Linked DNA regions of Homo sapiens: region 2 is linked to region 1. Evidence: read pairs that join two places in POLR2A ChIA-PET (ENCODE). Cell type or tissue: MCF 10A. All regions are shown on one strand. Links, peaks and the distances in the headings refer to the core of each region. The heading gives the core; the rest is flanking DNA.

Region 1 (5,357 bases), core at 358-5,357:
GGTCCCTCCTGGGAGATGGCTAGGTGGCAGCAGCATCGTGTCCTGACCACCTTTTCTCCCTAACTAGGCTGTAAGCAACTTGAGGACAAGGACCAGTCTGGGTCATCTATGTACTTCCCCTGACACCATGGAAAGCGCCTCATGTATCAGAGCTGAAATGAGCTCACTGATCTTCCTTGAATGTGCTGGGCTGGGCAAAACAATGCATACTACCCTGTGTATACTCTGGGAATAAAGGTAAGTCCTGATTCTACTATCATGGTGAGAAGTCTTATATCCAAAAAAGCTCACTGAACATGGGAAAAACAACTGTTCTAGGATTTCATAAAAACATCAAATTAAATTAATGTTCTTTTCTTGGAGAAATATCAAAAGAGATTTGCTCTCAGTAATAGAGAAAGCATAAAACTTAATAAGCACTAGAAAGAATTCTAAGCATTTGCTCCACATTTCAGGCAATTACGGGCTGAGGGAAGACAGTGACAGCAGAGTAGACAGGAAAGGGTAGGGGAGCCAGAGTTGAGGCAAGAGAGAAAGTCTTGGCAAGCTGGGGAGTTACTGCTTATTCCTTATTCCTTAGTGTTGTCCAGGAGCTTTTGATAATTCTATGTTCAGAGCTTTTCAACTGCTCCAATCCTTAAGCCTCAAATAAAAATGGCAAACTTGAAGCCGGAAAGCTCTACTCAAACCATAAACATGCTTCATTTGGTATGCACAACATTGACCCGCACAGCACTCAAAAAATTTTTAAATTACTTGCTGATATTTGAATTTGCCAATTTTCACATTAAATTCCAGATTTCTGGTATCTCTTGAAAAATGAGGCCAGGTGTGGTGGCTCTTGCCTGTAATCCCAACACTTTGGGAGGCTGAGGCAGGAGGATCGCTTGAACCCAGGAGTTCGAGACCAGCCTGGGCAATATAGTGAGACCTTGTTTCTACAAAAAATTTTTAGAAACATTTGACTCTGACCACATTAGGCCTCTATTCCCACATGGCAACAATCCATAGAAGCTGAGTGGCAGAGCTGTCCTCGTTAGAATGTCACACAAACTCTCTAGCCTGCCACAATTCCTGCTGCTCCTTTTTATTGCCCTAAAACTTGTTATATCATACTTGCACTATTGATTTCTTATAGTGGGATTAAGAGGAAAATGAGATATATTTCTCATTCCTGTGTTTGTCAATTTTAAAAATACCTTTATTCATTCCTTACCTGTGTGGCCCATGTAGACCTGTTTGCAACCACTGCACAGAAAGGTTCTATTCTAAACAGGATAGCCACAGCAGCCACTGGGAAATAGCGGTTTGTAGTAGGCACAGTAACTAGACCTGCCCCCTCCCAAACAAAAGCAGTTCCTCTAACACTGTGATGTAGCATCCTGTTGGCCAGTTGTAACCCACAGATATGTTATGGTTGGCTTTCGTGGTATTTATTATCATTTAAAAAATATTAATGAATGCCTTTTAAAAGGTTATCCAGTTGCCAGTTTTCTACTGCCTTACCTCCAAATAAGCATTAATTGTTTGCTATTTGCCTCTCCAGGGATATGCATGTGCTACCTCAGGTCTGAAAGTTTTAGGATTGGGAAGTTTATTCATCTGTGGTAACATTTCTTACTTCCAATGCCAGCTCTACCCCCATGGAATCGCTGCCTACTGGAAGTGCTGTCCCCAAGAGCAGTGGCAGGATGACAACACTCTCCCAGCCACATTCCCTCCATGGCCTGCAACAGGGCCCAAGGTGTGCACTCACTCAGTGACAGTGTCTTGGAACCAGACCCACAGCTCTGCACCTGATGGGGCCTGCAGGAAGGGTGGCCCCCAGTATCGGGTCCTCCAAAAGCCTTGTGTGAATGACAGGTGCAGCTCCCGTAGAGAATACTTGGAGATCAGCTGCCCCAGGGCTTTGGGAAAGAGCCTGTAATGGGACACTGGGGAAACGGGAGCAGGTGAGTGACGATCCCCACCTCGTCGGGGTCCACACCCAGGATCCCGAACTCTACCCAGGAATTAGGCCCCGCCCCCAAAGTTTGCCTTCATCCCACGGCCGGCCAGCCAGCAGGCACTACGGAAATCTTTCCCTGGTCAGATCTCGCGCCCTCACCTCCTTCCCGCTGAAGCTCCGAATCCCAGCGCGTGCGGAACTGGAATGTGGCGGCTACGTCCCCGGAAGGCAGCGGGGTGATGACAAGTTCCTCCCGCAGGCTGTCGCGTGGGGGTTCTGCAAGGCACCAGCCGCCGGGCCCCAGGAGCAACAGGACGAGCAGAGCAAGCGGCATAGCCGCCGCCATGCCTGCGGCTACTTCCGCCTACCCAGCGGCGCTCGGCCCCATGAAAAGCCGGTATCCAATAAGAAAGGCGTGTGAGAAGTGACTTCCGCTGTCGTCCCGGAAACCGGGATGCGGTTATCAGAGCGACCGCCTGCGCAGGTCGCGAAGATTCCCTCAGAGCTGGTGGGTCTAAGGGGGTACTGGGAGGACACGAGAGGGAGTAGGCAGGGCGAGTAACCAGCTTGAGGCCGCACCTAGTTCATGGCGTATTCCACCCACCAGGAAATGCTTAATAATATGAAGCTCCTTCACTGCCATTTTACCCATTTGATAGTTGAGGAAACATTGACTGAAAAAGATCAATTACTTTTGGGAAAACCATTGTGGTTTTAATTTGCATTTCCCAAAGTAAGAGGAACCTCCTGCCCCTCTTAGCTTCTAGTGTCTCCATTTGCTGCAAAACCCCCAAATAAGTGGTTCTTTTATTACGAAAATGTTCAAACAAAATTGAAAGAATGAGCACCTGTTACAATAAACCTATTTTCCACCACCTAGATTCTACTATTTACATTATACTATACTTGTACTTTACCACATATTTGTCTATACATCCATCATTCCATCTTGTGTTTTGGTGCACTTCAAAGTAAATTGCAGACATTAGTACACTTTCCTTTAAGTAGTTAAGCATGCATATAATTAACTAGAGTTCAGTATTCGATTGCATTTTGATGTAAAATTCACATACAGTGAAATGCACAAATCCAAAGTACACATTCACTGAGTTTTGACAAATGCACACACCTATGTAACCCGAACTCCTATCATGATACAGAACATTCCTAAAACCCCAGAAAATTAGCAATACCCTTTCCTAGTCAATCCCTGCTCCTCTATCACCTTCCAGAGGCAGTTAGTACCCTGATTTTTTCCCACAATAGATTAATCTGTTCCAGAACTAAATATAAATGAAATCATATAGTATGTATACTGTGTAAGGCTTTTTTTTTTCTCATGGGAAGAATGTTTTTGAGAATCATCCATGTTCTTGCATGTATCCACAATTCTTTTTATTACTGCGTAGTATTATTAATTTATCCATTCAACTCTTGATGGGCACTTTTAAAGTTTTTGGTTATTATTAACAAGGCTGCTGTCTGTGCAAGCTCCTTTGTAGACGTATATTTCTCATATCCTTTGGCCAGGTATTTAAGAGTGGAATTGCTGGGTCAGAGAGCAGGTGTATGTTTAATTTTATAAGAAACTGTCAGACCTTTCTCCAAAATGTATCATTTTATGTTTCCATAAACTATGAGTCTCCATTGTACCACATCCTGGTCAGCATTTGAAGTTTCTAATTTTTTGTACTTTTTAGTTTTGACCACTTGGGTATGTATGTAGTGTTTGCTCATTGTGGTTTTAATTTGCATTTCCCTGGTAACTAAAAATGTTAAGCATCTGTTCATGTGCTTATTTGCCATTTATTTTTTAATTTAATTTTTATTTTTTTGTGAAAGGTCTGTTAAAGTCTTCTGCACCCTCACCCCTTTGTTTACTGGCTTGTCTTTTTATTGACTTTTTCGGAGTTCCAAAGTTAAAGTCATGCTTTAGTTTTTCCACCTGCCCTATGGGAAACACATTCATGAAGGATTTCATGAACAGTCTCTTGGTGACACTCATGACCACACTTCTAGAAAGAGCCAATTTGGTGTCAGGCAGGTCTGCCAAGATATGCGCCAACCAACCAGACATTTCCAGAAAGGAAATGTCAGAAAGATGTCTTTATCTCATTATGCCTTCATTCTGCCTGCATTCAGTGTTCCTGCCCCATTAGACACGAAATATTAGGAAGGCCATGGGCTTAGATGTCAGAAAGACAGGAGTCCAAATCCCTATGCCAGCCTTTAATCCATATGAGCATGATCAACCCAAGTGTCACTTTTCTTCATTTGTATAATGAAGAAACCTACTTTCAAGGTTGTTGTTAAGATGAGAAATTATGTACATGTAGGATATGGAATGTAGCAAGTGCTTAATAGTAACACTCAACCCTGTCACCTAGGCACTAATATGTAAATGTAGATAATAGTGCCTAAGTGATAGGGTTGCTTGAGTGTTATTATTAAGAAGTACATAAACTAAGATAATAAAGATTACAATGAGTGATGGAGCTAGGACTATAGTCTACACTATCAAACCTCAAAATAATACTTTTTTAAAGGTAGCTGCCATCATTATGACTATTTTGTACTTCTCTGTTTTCCTTTTGAAATTGCCCATCTCCATCATTCAGGACCCAGCCACCTCTAGTGAAGACTTACCTTCTCCTCCTCTAGTGGTCTACAGGCTTCATGTACTTCTGCTACATCTCTCATCACATTGTTTCCATTACCTGTGTCTGTGTCTGCTCCTGGAAGAGCTCATGGTCACCTTAGTATTTCTGTTGCCTAAGCAAGGTGACTGTCACATAGTAGGTGCTCAGTAATGTGTGAATGAATGAACAAACAAGATGACATCATAGCACAGTTCTGTATTTTCCCTACTCTGCCATGCTGTTCAGTGTCAAGTTCTGTGCACTCCTGGGGTTGCTACAGTGTAAGCCTTCTAAGGAAACTTTTTCTGAGCTGTGGTGCCTCCTTTCCGAAGTGTGTCAGGATGTCCACCCTATGACAAGTCCGTGCAAATATCAGAAGCCACGCTGTAGCTTGGAGACTGAAAGCTGGGCTCCTTGACTTAGAGTTGGCTCCAGATCTTCCTCCCACCTCCAAAGGCACTGTGTGGCCTCAAAAACCAGACAGCTAGGCTCTGGGCTGCCATAAACCACGGTTTAACTTTAATGCAACACTATAATCAAATGGTGAATCTGAAGATTATCATTTTTTTAAAAAGTGACCATATTGAATATGGTGTTTTATAGTCTACTCTTTCTTTCAAGAGTTATCATAAATGTCTTTCCACTAAAAATATGTGGTGGGTAGATGATACAATCTTGGTACTATTTTGATGATTTTTTAAGCTGTATGATGAGAACCTGGGATATTTTTCTTTCTATATTTGTTGTACGTTTGAAACCCCCATAAGTTT
Region 2 (5,378 bases), core at 187-5,186, 78 kb after region 1:
AAGTCCATCTCCGCTGCCAGCTGCTTGGATGACCTTGGCAAAATCCCTTGTCTTGTCTGTTTGCTAGGTTATAAAATCAGATACCTTCTGTTGGCAGGTGTTAGTTTCTGTAGAACAAAAGAGCACTTCCCCTCCCTTCTTTCTCCCCAACAGTCTGGGGAAGAATGTAGTATCTCTAAACCCCCAGGCACTAATCCCAGATCCCCACCAGCCACAGGGCCAGCAGAGTCTGTGGGACCTAGGCCCATTGCCCTATTTTTTATTTTTTGGAGACAGGGTCTTCCTCTGTCACCCAGGCTGGAGTGCAGTGGCACGATCGTAGCTCACTGCAACCTCGACCTCCTGGGCTCAAGTGATCCTCCCACTTCAGCCTCCCGAGTAGCTGGGACCACAGGCGTGCACAACCACATTTGGCTAATTTTTGTAGAGATGGGGTTTCACCATGTTGCCCAGGCTGATCTCAAACTCTTGGGCTCAAGTGAGCCTCCCACCTTGGCCTCCCAAAATGTTGGGATTAAGCCACTGTGCCTAGCCACCACTGTCTTACTTAGTTGGTAATTTCTGTTGTGTGTTCATGAAAGGGACAAAGATACAAGGAGACTTGAGAGCCCAGAGAGGGTGCCTGTGCATGTATACACACGAACACACATGCCTGGGCAAAGGTGGGGTGAGCTGAGGAGAACAGACCACATTCTTAGCCAGGAGCAGGGCGGGGTCCATCTCTGGTCAGGGCTGGGCCTGGCTGCTGGGTGGCCTGGTTCTTCAAAGTCACCCCAGACTCAATGGGCTTTATCTGAAAAGAGGGCGGAGGAGAGGAGGACCGTTGGTGCCTTCCCAACCTTTACACAAAAAAGAGTGATTGCCCACAATCCCACGGGGCTTGGTCCCGTCTTGCTGGCCTAGTCCTAAATGGCTCTTATCCACTTTGGAGTTGCCTTCCCTCTTGTCAGAGGTCATGGGTGGAGAAGGGACCAAAACAGGGCAGAGAGGGGGCTTCCAGAGCTCAAGGAGAGATTTAATTCCCTGTGTCCTCCTATCACCACTGGGAGCTGGAAGAAGTTTCTTCCCAGCCCCTTGACTTGCTGTAGGAGGGAAATCCTGGGCTCATCTAAATGCAGCCTTTGAAGACTCCATCTTTTCAGAGCTTTGAAATAGGATCGAATCCAGGCCGTGCCGCGGAGCCCCGGGGTGACTTCAGACTAGACTAGTTTCTTTTTTGGAAACTGAGTATAAAAATGAAGGGTTAAGGATGAACAGGTGCCCACAAAGAGGGCTGAACTGGGAATAAATCTTGGTTTCAGCCTTGGTTTTGCTGCTGACTTGGCTGCAAGATCTTCACGCCCCACTTTCGCTCATAGCCTTCATTTCTCTAATGTAAAACGGAGGTAATTCCTAACAGCCAGTGGGCATGCTAATCCCATGGGTTGTTTTGAAATACCTCTTAGCACTTTCACATACTGAAAGAGAGGCTGGATGCATAAACAACCTTCCATGGCTCCTGGGGGCAGTGAGGGGTGGGAAAAGGTCTCTCAGCCTGAGACAAGTCTCCTGATGGAACTACAGCCCCTGTTGAGGACTTTGACCTGGTCAACAGCTGGCCAAAGTGTACCATTCTTTCTTTCTCCCGGCTAGATTGACCCCCCTACTTAACAGGGCTCCCTTGGAGCCTGGGGCAGGCTGGTGACCCCGTGTACATATGTGTTCATGCGTGTGTTTATGTGTTTGTGGTTAAATGTCCAGGTCAGTGAAGCCTGGGTTCTGGCCCAGTGTGGCTACTTCCTGCTTGTGTGGCCTTGGACAAGTGACTTTACTTTTCTGAGCCCTTGTTTCCATCTCTGCAAAAAGGGACTATTAAAAGGACCTAGACAGGCTGTGTGCTTGGTTAAGGCCTGTCACTTGGGTTCTTGGGGGATTTGCCACAGGAGATGGAGGTAGGAGCACAGGGACCCTGCCCTTAGGTATAGGCACTTGGGCAGCCATGAGGAGCCTTCCTCCTGCTCTGCCAAACCAAAGCCACAGGCACGGGCTATGTGCGGGGGCTTGAATTCCAGCACCAGCAGCCCGGCAGCTCCTGATTCCCGAGTCATGAAGTCATCTCTGAGCAGCACTTAACCTCTCTGGCTTTCCACCCCCACGGGTGCCAAGCGTTCAGCATTCTCCCCACTCCCCGGGAGAGAGTGATTCCTGGCCACTGCCTTCCTTGTGGCCTGACCCCGCTCCCTTCCGGGAATCCAGCATTCTCCCTCTGTGGGGGTGGAAGAGGGTGCATGAGGGTCAGGTTCCACCTGCCTCTCCCCAGAAGCCCAGTGGGGAGAGTACAGGAGTGGCTCTGAAGCAGCTTTCCTGGGCCTCTCCTGCAATGATAATAACCTTATCTTAGGGACAGATGTTCCTTCTCAGACACCCTCCTTTGTCAATGGCAGTCTCAGCTGAGTGAAGGACTGCCTGGGGTGTCCGAAACAGAGACCTGACCTCTTTCTATCCTGAGTTATGTAGCGAACGCTCTGTGTGACCTTGGGCAAGTCCCTGCCCTGTTCCGGGCTCAGATTCAAGTTGTGTGAAACGGGAGGACAGGAGCTCCTTGGGTCCTGGCATTCTGTGATTCTAAGCAGACCCCCAGCTCCTGCAGTTATGGCGTCTGGAGAAGATGGGAATGTCTTTCAGCGGGAGGGGCATGGTGTATTGAACTTAATGAAAAACCCCAACTCTCCTGGCAAATACTAGGCACTTTAGTGTTTGAATTAATTAGTAGAATAATGAACTTTGCTCAGAGCTGCTGTTCTCTGGGCAAACAGAAGCCTGAGCCCAGAAGCTGGAGGAAGGGTGATGGGCATCCAAATGTTTCCTGTGCTCTTGAGGGTACATTGTTCCCACTCGGTGGAGCTACAGGATGGGAGCAGGGTAACTGATGTACTGTAGGGCTGCCCGGGACCTTTGACACTTTCTTTTGGCAAGCGGTTTGGTGGGAGTGGACCTGAGACTCTGTCCTGATCAGCTGTGTCTCCACAGGGTAGTGGCTGAGTGATGATTATGGGTACTGGAGTGGATGGTCTGTGAGGGTAGGGATTGTGCCTCTCGGTGTCTGCATGGTGCTGGCAGCAGAGTAGATCTGTGGGAGATGTTTGGAAGGCAAGACTGAATCCAGGAGTACACTCCTGAGTCATCAGGTCTGGGCAGCGCCCTGACCTGAGGCTGTCTTAGGGTGTGCGTGAGGCAGCCCTGTCTGTCCCGGCCCAGACTGACTCAGCTGGGAAAAGTATCCTGGACTGGGCAAGACCAGAACCAGGAGCCCACTCCCTGTCCTGTGTGAATCAGCTGCCACTGCATCACAGAGCCCTGGAGTGTAGCATCCCAGGGCCCTGTGCATGGAGACTCCTGGCTCTGAAGTCAGGCAGCCCTGCGTATGCAATCCTCGCTCTTCCATCTGCCAGCTGTGTCACCAAAAGAAAATGACTCCCTCGGCTGTAAAAAGAAGTGAATAACATGCCTCCAGAGTTATTAAAACAGGGCCCAGCACATAGCAAGTGCTCGGTAAAGGATATCTAGCCATATTAATAATTTGATTATTACCTCATTTACTGTTTTTATTTTTTTTGAGACGGGGGTCCCACTCTGTAGCTCAGGCTAGAGTGCAACGGCGTGATCCTGGCTTATTGCAACCTCCGCCTCCCGGGTTCAAGCAATTCTCCTGTCTCAGCCTCCCGAGTAGCTGGGACTACAGGCGTAAGCCACCACGCCCAGCTGATTTTTGTATTTTTAGTAGAGACGGGGTTTCACCATGTTGGCCAGGCTGGTCTTGAACTCCTGACCTCAAGTGATCTGCCTGCCTCCGCCTCCCAAAGTGTTGGGATTACAGGTGTGAGCCACTGTGCCCAGCCTCATGTACTATTTTTATTTGCCCAGAATGGAAAGAGACTTGCCTAAGGACACGCGGTGAGTTAGAGGTAGAGTGGGATCCAGGACGCAGGTCTCCAGGCCCTGGCCTGGTCTCTTTCTAGTTTCTGAATGCCCACTTCACTAGCTTTTGGGCATCAGCTGTCATGGAGCACTGGGGATGTTGGCTGATGTGTCTCCTTTCTTTATCTTAGATCCGAGAGACTGAGGTCATCGACCCCCAGGACCTCCTAGAAGGCCGATACTTCTCCGGAGCCCTACCAGACGATGAGGATGTAGTGGGGCCCGGGCAGGAATCTGATGACTTTGAGCTGTCTGGCTCTGGAGATCTGGGTACGGAAGGTGTGCTGGGCAGGCGTAGGCACAAAGCTGGAGGGAGTGGTGGCTTCACCAGCCAGGAGGGTGACCATGCCTTGAGACTTGGATTTTTGTGGGACTTTTCCTAGAGTGCCCTTCTTCCTTCTCAAAAAAAGGGGAAACAAAAGTAATGGATTAACCTATTCCATCCCTGAGAGCCCCTGGGGACAAGCTGTTTGCTGCTTTGAAGTCATTGGTAGCTCTGGGTTTTCTGAGCTCCAGCCTGAACGTGTCCTCATAAGCTCTTCTCTTTTCTGCAGGGCATGGTGGGGGTGGGGTGAGGGTAGGATGGGTGGCAGGACAGGGTGGGAGTGGGGAAGGAGGACCCATAGAGTGTTTTCCTTTTTTTGAAAGGAAAAGTTCCAGCCTGGGCCACATGGTGAGAACTTGTCTCTACAAAAACACAAAAATTAGCTGGATGTGGTGGCATGCACCTGTAGGAGTCCCAGCTACTTGGGAGGCTGAGGTGGGACGATCCCTTGAGCCTAGGAGGTTGGGGCTGCAGTGAGCCAAGATCATGCTACTGCACTCCAGCCTGGGTGACAGAGTGAGACCCTGTCTCAAAACAAAAAAGGAAAAGTAGCAGCTTAGAAGTGGGGATGGGGTGGGAGGGGGCATGAGTGGGCAGAGATGTAGTTGGGAAACCAAGAACAAGTCCCTGCTTCAGTGGGGGTGGGGGCGGGTGAAGGGCCCAAGGCCTCTAGGCCAGACAGCTAATAAGTGTCCCTCCTATGTGCAGAGAGGTGTTAATGATTGCAAGTTTTAGCTTTGCAAGTTTTAGCTTTGGAGTCACATGGTCCTGAGTTCAAGCCTCCATCCTGTGTGAACTGAGCTTCAGTTTTCTAATCTGTAAAATGGGAATAATAAAGATAGTACATCAGTGTTGTGGGGACTGAACTGACTTAAAGCTTTTGGCACCTACCAAGCACTCAGTACGTGTGTGTTTGGTTTAAAAAAAAAATAAATTTTATGGCCGGGCACGGTGGCTCATGCCTGTAATCCCAGCACTTTGGGAGGCCAAGGCAGGCAGATCACGAGGTCAGGAGTTTGAGACCAGCCTGGCCAACATGGTGAAACCCCGTCTCTACTAAAAATACAAAAATTAGCCAGGTGTGGTGTCGAGTGCC

Evidence for each region. ChIA-PET counts read pairs that join two places held together with the same protein. Peaks named below come from ENCODE experiments on the same cell type or tissue, not always from the same donor. Only the 100,000 strongest peaks of a DNase experiment are listed, where the experiment ranks them.
Region 2: POLR2A ChIA-PET joins it to region 1 with 26 read pairs; 23 of 35 experiments call an interaction of 5 or more read pairs at or near these places.

The regions. Positions count from the first base shown.
Region 1 is chr20:45,413,094-45,418,450 of GRCh38, reverse strand. PIGT (phosphatidylinositol glycan anchor biosynthesis class T) reads right to left here and starts at 2,310. Exons shown (of 12, transcript NM_015937.6): 1 at 2,108-2,310; 2 at 1,757-1,934. The coding sequence starts at 2,294. It overlaps LOC107985405 (a long non-coding RNA gene), which reads left to right and starts at 68. Exons shown (of 2, transcript XR_001754640.2): 1 at 68-237; 2 at 1,634-5,357. In MCF 10A, for the core only: no CTCF peak of the experiment used is centred there; a DNase peak (open chromatin) is centred at 2,350.
Region 2 is chr20:45,334,631-45,340,008 of GRCh38, reverse strand. SDC4 (syndecan 4) reads left to right here. Exons shown (of 5, transcript NM_002999.4): 2 at 4,089-4,227. Among named protein-coding and RNA genes, the nearest start is that of SDC4, 11 kb to the left of the region's middle. In MCF 10A, for the core only: no CTCF peak of the experiment used is centred there; DNase peaks (open chromatin) are centred at 658, 2,058 and 3,218.